2 separate regions of the Homo sapiens genome follow, and region 2 is linked to region 1. The links are chromatin contacts, found by Hi-C or POLR2A ChIA-PET in ENCODE. All regions are on one chromosome and are shown on one strand. The core of a region is the stretch at or near the end of the contact, and the rest is flanking DNA. Distances in the headings are between cores, read along the strand shown.

Region 1 (3,257 bases), core at 639-3,138:
CCCTCAGCTCTACAGGAAGACCCATCCCTACAGCCTGCCCTCTAGGGCCCAGGAGATGTGGACAGAGGCCCAAGTGGCCACAGTGGAGGCTTGCTTGGGGCTGTCACCTTGCAGTGGCACTCGCCGCTTGTCTTGTTGCAGTCTGGGTCAAAGCCTTTGCTGACATCACAGTTGCATGGGCCACATGTGGGATGTCCCCACCAGCCACGGGGACAAGGCTGGTCAATCCTGCAGAGAGGGACCCAGGTAGGCATGAGCTCCCCCTGCCACTCCCACCTAACCTAGGTGAGCCCTATGTGGCCCTTCTGACCCTGGCTGTGGATCAGCCAGGCTTTCGGGGCTCTGAGGGACACACCAGAGAGAAGCAGCAGCCACTGGGACCTGCTGCCACATGCCCTGGTCTGCTTACCTGGTCTCACAGTATGGCCCAAGGTAATTTGGGGGACACTCGCAGGTATAGCCATGGGGGGCACTGGGCTTGCGGGTACACACAGACTGGTGCTCACACGGGTTCAGGTCACACACATTAGTACAGTTGTCACCATAGTAACCTGGGACCAGAAGGACCAGAGAGGCTCATTCCCCCACCCTCCCCTGGCACCATCTTCCATCAAACCCTTCATCTGTTTCTTTCCACATAGCATCCTATCAGCTGGCTATGGCTTTGTTGTGTAGGCAACTAAGACTCAGAGAGGTGGTGTGATGCCCCATGCCCCAGGTCACACAGCAGAGCCAGCATGTGGCCCCAGGCACCTGATAACCTGCCCGTTGCCCTGGATCCTTAGCATACCTGGATCACAGCTGCAGGAATAGCTGTCCCAGTCGTTGCTGCAATAGCTGTTAGCAGGACACGGGTTTGAGTCACAAGGGTCAGGCAGGCTACAGCCTTGCTCCACGTTGATGCTCTCCCCATGGCTGGGATCCAGGCTGTTAACCCCCTCCGGCGTATCGCTCACCCGCACACCCTGGGAGGGACAGGAGCAGTGTTGCCCTCAGTGGAGCGGGGCTGCAGGTGGTGGGGGAGGGGATGGGAGGGCAGGGCAGGACACTCACCTGCAAACAGCCCCGAAAGCCACGGGCCACACCGCCGGCTGGCCCAGGTATTCCGCCCACTGTTATGTTGCTCAGGTGCAGACCATGCAGCCGGGGGCCCAGGTTGCCCTCTGCTCTCTGCTGCCCATAATCGAAGGACAGAATGGCATGGCCGGGCCCCCCGCTGGCTCCCAGTGCCAGCTGTGCATGGTGCCAGTCACCGTCATTGGCCCGGCCTGGCTCCAGACGGAGAGAGGAGGCCTGAAGCCCTGTGCCCTCCACGCTCAGCATCACGTGGCCCTCTCGTAGCTGACACCAGGAGGAAAGAAAACAGGGTCAGCAGACGGCCTTAATCACTGTTCTCCAGCTCACAGTTCCCCTTTCTGGACCATCAAACCCATCCCGCTGCCCAGCTGAGGCCATAGAGAGGAAAGCGTATTTATTTCCCTCAGGCCCAACAGGTGGCAGCATTGACCTTCCCAACGGATCCAGCGGCCTCTATATGTCCCCACCCCTGCCCAGGACCTGCCCAGCCACTTCTGTCCAGCCGCCTAGAGGCTACCAGGGCCCTATGGCCAGGCCAGGGCCAGCCGCCCTTCCATGCATCACCTGTAGGGTGATGGTGCTGCGCCCCCTGGTGATGGCCTGCAGCAGGACACCGTCGGCCTGGCGCGTGCGGAACATGAGGCTGAGGTACCAGGGTTGGGAGATGGGCAGCGAGAGGCCATGCCAGGCCACCAGGCTGCTGCCCAGGAAGTGCTGTGGATTGGCCATTTCTGGGGAGGCAGGAAAAGGCAGACTGTGACGGGTGGAGCCTCAGAGGGCCCTGGGGCTGTGATGCTCAGCGGTGGCGGCTGCACGGGAGGCAGAGCCCACTCCCCTCATCAGCCCCGCCCTCCAAAGTGCGTACCTGCCCTGGGACCGCCCCACGCTGTGCCCAGGCCTGCCTCTGACTGGCCCCTTTGTCTCCTGTGTTGCCCTTTCAGGGCTCTGCCCAGACACGCTTTTCCACCCACAGCCCCGCTCAGCAGAGCCCTGCCCAGTGCCTGCCCCAACCCTGCCAGTTCCCAGACTGTTGATGGCACCCAGGCTGTGGCCTCTAACAGCCGCCCCTCCTACCCTGGGCGCAGCTCTTGCCCCCAAAGCCCAGGGGGCACTCGCAGCTGAACGCGTCCCACTGGTTCACGCAAGTGCCCCCATTGTGGCAAGTGTTGCTGTCACACACGTTCTTCTTGGCAGGGCAGCCTGGAATGGAGAGAAGGCAGCTCAGTGGACCTGAGCTGGGGCTCTAAAGAGAAAGCCTGTGGCAGCAGTTAGAGAGGCCTCTGAGACCCTCCATTCTGGCATCCTCACACCAGGCACAGCCCCTCCTCTCAGCACTGGGATCCCAGCCTGGCTCCACCCCGGGCCCCCATACCAGGCACGGTGCCATTGTTGGCAATGAAGTCAGCCATGTCTATGTGCCGGCTGTCCACCTGCAGGTTCCGCATGCAGCCCACGAACTGCCGCATTCGGACTGGGAAGCTCTCGGGCAGGTCAGGCACCCCGCCTAGTAGCAGGGGCCCCGTCAGATCCAGAGACCTGGGGGAGCAAAGATGGTGGCGGCACAAGGGAGGGCTGGGAGCTTCTGGTCCTCCGCTCGCTCTGCCGCCAGGCCAGAGACACGAACGGCGTAGGCAGGTGTCCAAGAGGCCCTGCAGAGCAGTGCTCAGGAAGGGCGTCACCCCTACCTGGAACTGTTCTTGTCGAACACTCAGCCCCCTCCCCAGACTGCCCCACAGGGCCTTGCTCTGATTCCCCAGTCTTGACCCCATCCCCAGGGCTGAGCAGGGGCTAAGAGAGGCAAAGGGAGAGAGACCCCAAAAGCCCACCCTCTCCACCTTCCCTCCCTGCCTGGCCCTGCCCTCACTTCACCCCATCCCTGGCCCTTTCCCCTGCTCACTTCTTGCTGCCACCCTGGGTGCCCTGGGCAGCACAGGAGTAGTTGCCCAGGACAGATCCGAAGCGCAAGGCCACTCCTGTGTCACAGCCATCCACGGTCACCACAGCCACCTTCTGCTCTGATGGGCCCTGTGGGAGCCCTGTCTGACCCAACAGTGGCTGTGGACAGGAAAGAGCAGAGAAGGGGGACACTGAGTACAGAGCCCACTAGGTTCATGGCCAGCACACACTGGGTGCCTCTGTGTGCACCCACATGCCCAGACACACGTACACACATGCATATA
Region 2 (3,487 bases), core at 577-3,076, 50 kb before region 1:
TAACACTGAGATGGTTCATCTTGGGGGGTTGGAAAAGAGCCATCATTAAGCGCATCAGGACTGCAGATCATTCACAAAGAGATGAGGGGAATGAGTGGCTGCCTTGACCTCAGTCCTAGGATATGCATGCCTAAAACTTTTGTGTTTGTGTTTTAATTTCTCAAGAATTCCAAGTCAAATTCTGTTCCAATTATCCTGGCCATCGTGGGATTGATGCTGGTCACAGTCGTAGCAGGAGTGCTCATTGTGAAGAAATATGTCTGTGGGGGAAGGTAAGGAACACAGAAGTCAATCCAAGGTACTGAGTTCAAGCCAGAAGGCTGATCTAGGGCATATGGCTGAGTCTACTCTTGGCAAAAACTAGGTACTTGCAGTACTGTTCCTGAAAAATCAGGCCCAAATCTTCTCATGTCGTACATTTTTCATATGTCAACCATGGACTGTGCTTTCTGTGTCTGTGATGCGTTCCTGAGTGTATAAAACTGAGAAAGTCCACAGTCCTGTAAGAAGTGCACCCCTGCTGTGTACCACCGAGTGTTAAGGAGGTTTCTGTTCACAGGTTCCTGGTGCATCGATACTCTGTGCTGCAGCAGCATGCAGAGGCCAATGGTGTGGATGGTGTGGATGCTTTGGACACAGCCTCCCACACTAATAAAAGTGGTTATCATGATGACTCAGATGAGGTGAGGCTATTTCTTCTTGAATGGTAGTACCCCCCCCCCCAAAAAATACAAGAAAATAAAGTCTGTCTTCTATTCATGATCAAGATATGCCAGGGCCAAGGCGACTTAATGACCATAAGATTTGGCAAGCCCAGAAACTAGGTGATTGCTTTTGAAATAGGAGTGTTGTGGTCTGTCGGTAATATGGTGCATGTCTTTTTCAGGACCTCTTGGAATAGCTCTTCAGAGGAGCTGGACCCAGCATGGATGGTGGAACCACAGTACCTCTTACACTCCCTGTGGCTCCAACTTCAGGAAATAAATTTCCCATTGCGAGGGACCCAGCTCTGTTTCTGCTGCTTCCATCAAAGCCAAAAGGACCTACACTAAAGAAATGCAGGGTGGGGGTGGGGAACCCTGAGCACTTTTTTACAATTGGCTCTGAGAAAAAGGGAGACATTTTAAATTCTTTAACTTCTTATTTCTCGTCCTGTCTCTTTGCAAAGTATGGGCTTTTTTGTTTTTGTTTTTTAAGGGAAACGAAATGGAATTCGAAGGGACCTTTTCACTAACCCCACTTCTGTGTGTTCTGCATGGCGCCTGCCCCAGGGCATCTGCCAACTCCAGTATCAGCTCTCACAGTGTACTTGGTACCATCCCTGGGCTCTGCTGGCGAGACGAAACAGCTGTAGAGATGAAAACAGGCTGCAGAGGCTGGCACAGCCTGGCCGGCTTTTCTCCATCTGGGGACAGTCCTACTCCAAGAACACTGCACACCAGCTCCTCACACAGATCCCACTTACTCTTTTTTTTTTTTTCAGAGACCACAGACCACAGTGATTTTTCTTTTCCCTTGTTTAATTAGGCAATACCCTTGTTAATTGCCCTTTGGCAACTAACTTAACCATGTGCTTCCCACACAGTACATCAGGAAAACTTACAGGGCAATATTTTTAACTTGGGGCAGGAAGAAGGGAGCAGCAGAGAATTGACTAGATATAGCACCTATTAAAAGAGAACTCTTGCTTCTTCTGAGATTTTTCAAGCTGTGCTTTGTGTGTGTGCCAGTAGACTTACGCAAGGACAGGGTACAAACTTAGCTGGAAGTCTGCCCAGGCTGAATGATCTCTTCCCTAGAGTTGATTGTCGGGTACACAGTGTGAACCCCCGAAGACGGAACCTCACAGTCTTCCATGTTCCCTTCTTAACTGTCGTGTGGCTCGTTGCTAAATCATGACAATGGCTGCCTATCTGCTGCTTCTTAGGTTGCTGTTGTACATGGAACCAGGACTAGAGATTTTTTCAGATTTATAGACTTAAAAAATTAGAATTTTATTACCAGGCTTTCCTTCTCACCCCTTTTTTCTGACTTTGCCAAGTAATTTGTTGACACGAAAATTTTGGAGGAACCAATTGAAAACACACTTCCAGTCTAGATGATGCTTTGTGTGATACATTAAGTTCTTATTTTGGATTAAAAGAAGTTTTCCATTTGATACCTCTCTAAATTAAATAAATTATAGAATGTAGTTGGGTGGATTTTGGGGTGGCCATATAGTAATGGAAAGCTGCAATAATTAGTTTTAATACAGCTTGAATATTTGCTATATAGAAATATAGTATGGAAAGTTTTTGGTCTTAATGTAGCTACTGTGCGGGTCACAGTTTCTCCCAATGATTATGACTGGGACATTCTTTGGTAGATACCATTTGCTACTAGTTTATTTTGTGGCTAGAAAGTCAGTTTTGTGTGTTTTTTTTTTTTTTTATTTGAAGTGCCAAATTAACTTTAGTCAGAATGTGAGCAGATGGCTAAGTTCTCTCCTCCCCAGAATGGATTAACAGCTGCGTGGAAAGTGGGGGAGAGAGTGGATGGAGACTTTTAGAGATGTTAAAACTGCAGTAGAATGAAATGAGTCAGGGAGCTTCAGTTAGAAAATAAAGTTGAGGCAGTTTTTGTGAAGATAATATGGTTAGGGCTGGAGTGCACTAGTCTTTTTGCTTATTCATTTTGCATGGTTTTAAAATTAAAAATAATTCCGAAGATACACCAGCTCACAAATGAAAACGTCAGCCTCTGCCCCACCCTCCCTCCTGCCCAAAGTGAATTTGGTACTCAGAAAAGAACTGTTTATACCACTCACCTTTCTCCCAGCATGTACTCACTGTGGGCAGATGCACCAATACATGGTAATCCTCTTACTCATTTTAAGACGTAGGAAACTCAATATTCTTCTCTAACCATATACGATAGGGCTCTTCGCTTTTAATGATATCTGGGATTTCTGTGGAACTTGGCAAATTTTCAGAGCACCTTCACTCACATAATGTCATTTGAACCTCACAATGTTCTTGGGATGGAGTCAGTTGTTCAGGGTCCCCGTGTGTGTGATAAGCAGTGCTGGCTGGCTGTCTTCAGAACTCTTGGAAATCTTTACACATGCGAGTGCTAACCACTTTGAGCAAGGCTGCCTTCTTGTAGATGACTTGCTGTTCTTTATGACAGGGATCAGTGGCATTTGTTTCCTAGCAGTATTTAGCACCTTTTTGCCACCTTGGTGAACAGAAAATTGTATTTTCCTGTCTTTCATGGCTGAAAACAAAAGTAATGGGAATTTTAAATACGTTTGCAGAAACTGCCCCTCCCCTCATTGAGGGTCACTGCTCAAGAGTGCAGGAGTGGACTCTCCACTGATGGGTCTCCCTCCCCATCCTGGTTTCCACCCCGGGCTGGCTAGCTCTGTTGGTTTGAAGACTGACAGCCAGCCTGGCTCATTCTCATTATTGGCTAGTTAGCTTTCTTTATCAACCTGCTCACTCACAAA

What was found. Hi-C counts contacts between places; a loop is a spot of excess contacts on that map. ChIA-PET counts read pairs that join two places held with the same protein, here RNA polymerase II (POLR2A). Pooled maps may share reads with other maps.
Region 2: a map of posterior vena cava shows a loop between it and region 1 (23-fold over the local background). The contact joins two enhancer-like sites. A Hi-C loop is called at or near these places in 5 of 168 maps with a recorded cell type or tissue (CD14-positive monocyte, HepG2, dorsolateral prefrontal cortex and 2 more) and 1 of 50 pooled maps. POLR2A ChIA-PET finds 5 or more read pairs at or near these places in 8 of 52 experiments (H1, HepG2, K562 and 4 more).

Annotation. Positions count from the first base shown.
Region 1 is chr1:109,262,162-109,265,418 of GRCh38, reverse strand. CELSR2 (cadherin EGF LAG seven-pass G-type receptor 2) reads right to left here. Exons shown (of 34, transcript NM_001408.3): 6 at 2,975-3,132; 7 at 2,450-2,613; 8 at 2,152-2,277; 9 at 1,642-1,808; 10 at 1,054-1,341; 11 at 791-965; 12 at 410-551; 13 at 108-228. Among named protein-coding and RNA genes, the nearest start is that of CELSR2, 14 kb to the right of the region's middle. RefSeq lists silencers at 89-275, 1,654-1,703 and an enhancer at 694-1,676. Within about 2 kb of position 1,888, at least 4 of the 41 ENCODE cell types and tissues checked have a DNase peak (open chromatin) inside an H3K27ac peak, as active enhancers do; they include dorsolateral prefrontal cortex, where a contact is called at or near this core.
Region 2 is chr1:109,311,457-109,314,943 of GRCh38, reverse strand. It overlaps SORT1 (sortilin 1), which reads left to right. Exons shown (of 20, transcript NM_002959.7): 18 at 166-272; 19 at 560-683; 20 at 887-3,487. The coding sequence ends at 901. Among named protein-coding and RNA genes, the nearest start is that of MYBPHL, 6.2 kb to the right of the region's middle. Within about 2 kb of position 1,826, at least 2 of the 41 ENCODE cell types and tissues checked have a DNase peak (open chromatin) inside an H3K27ac peak, as active enhancers do; they include dorsolateral prefrontal cortex, where a contact is called at or near this core.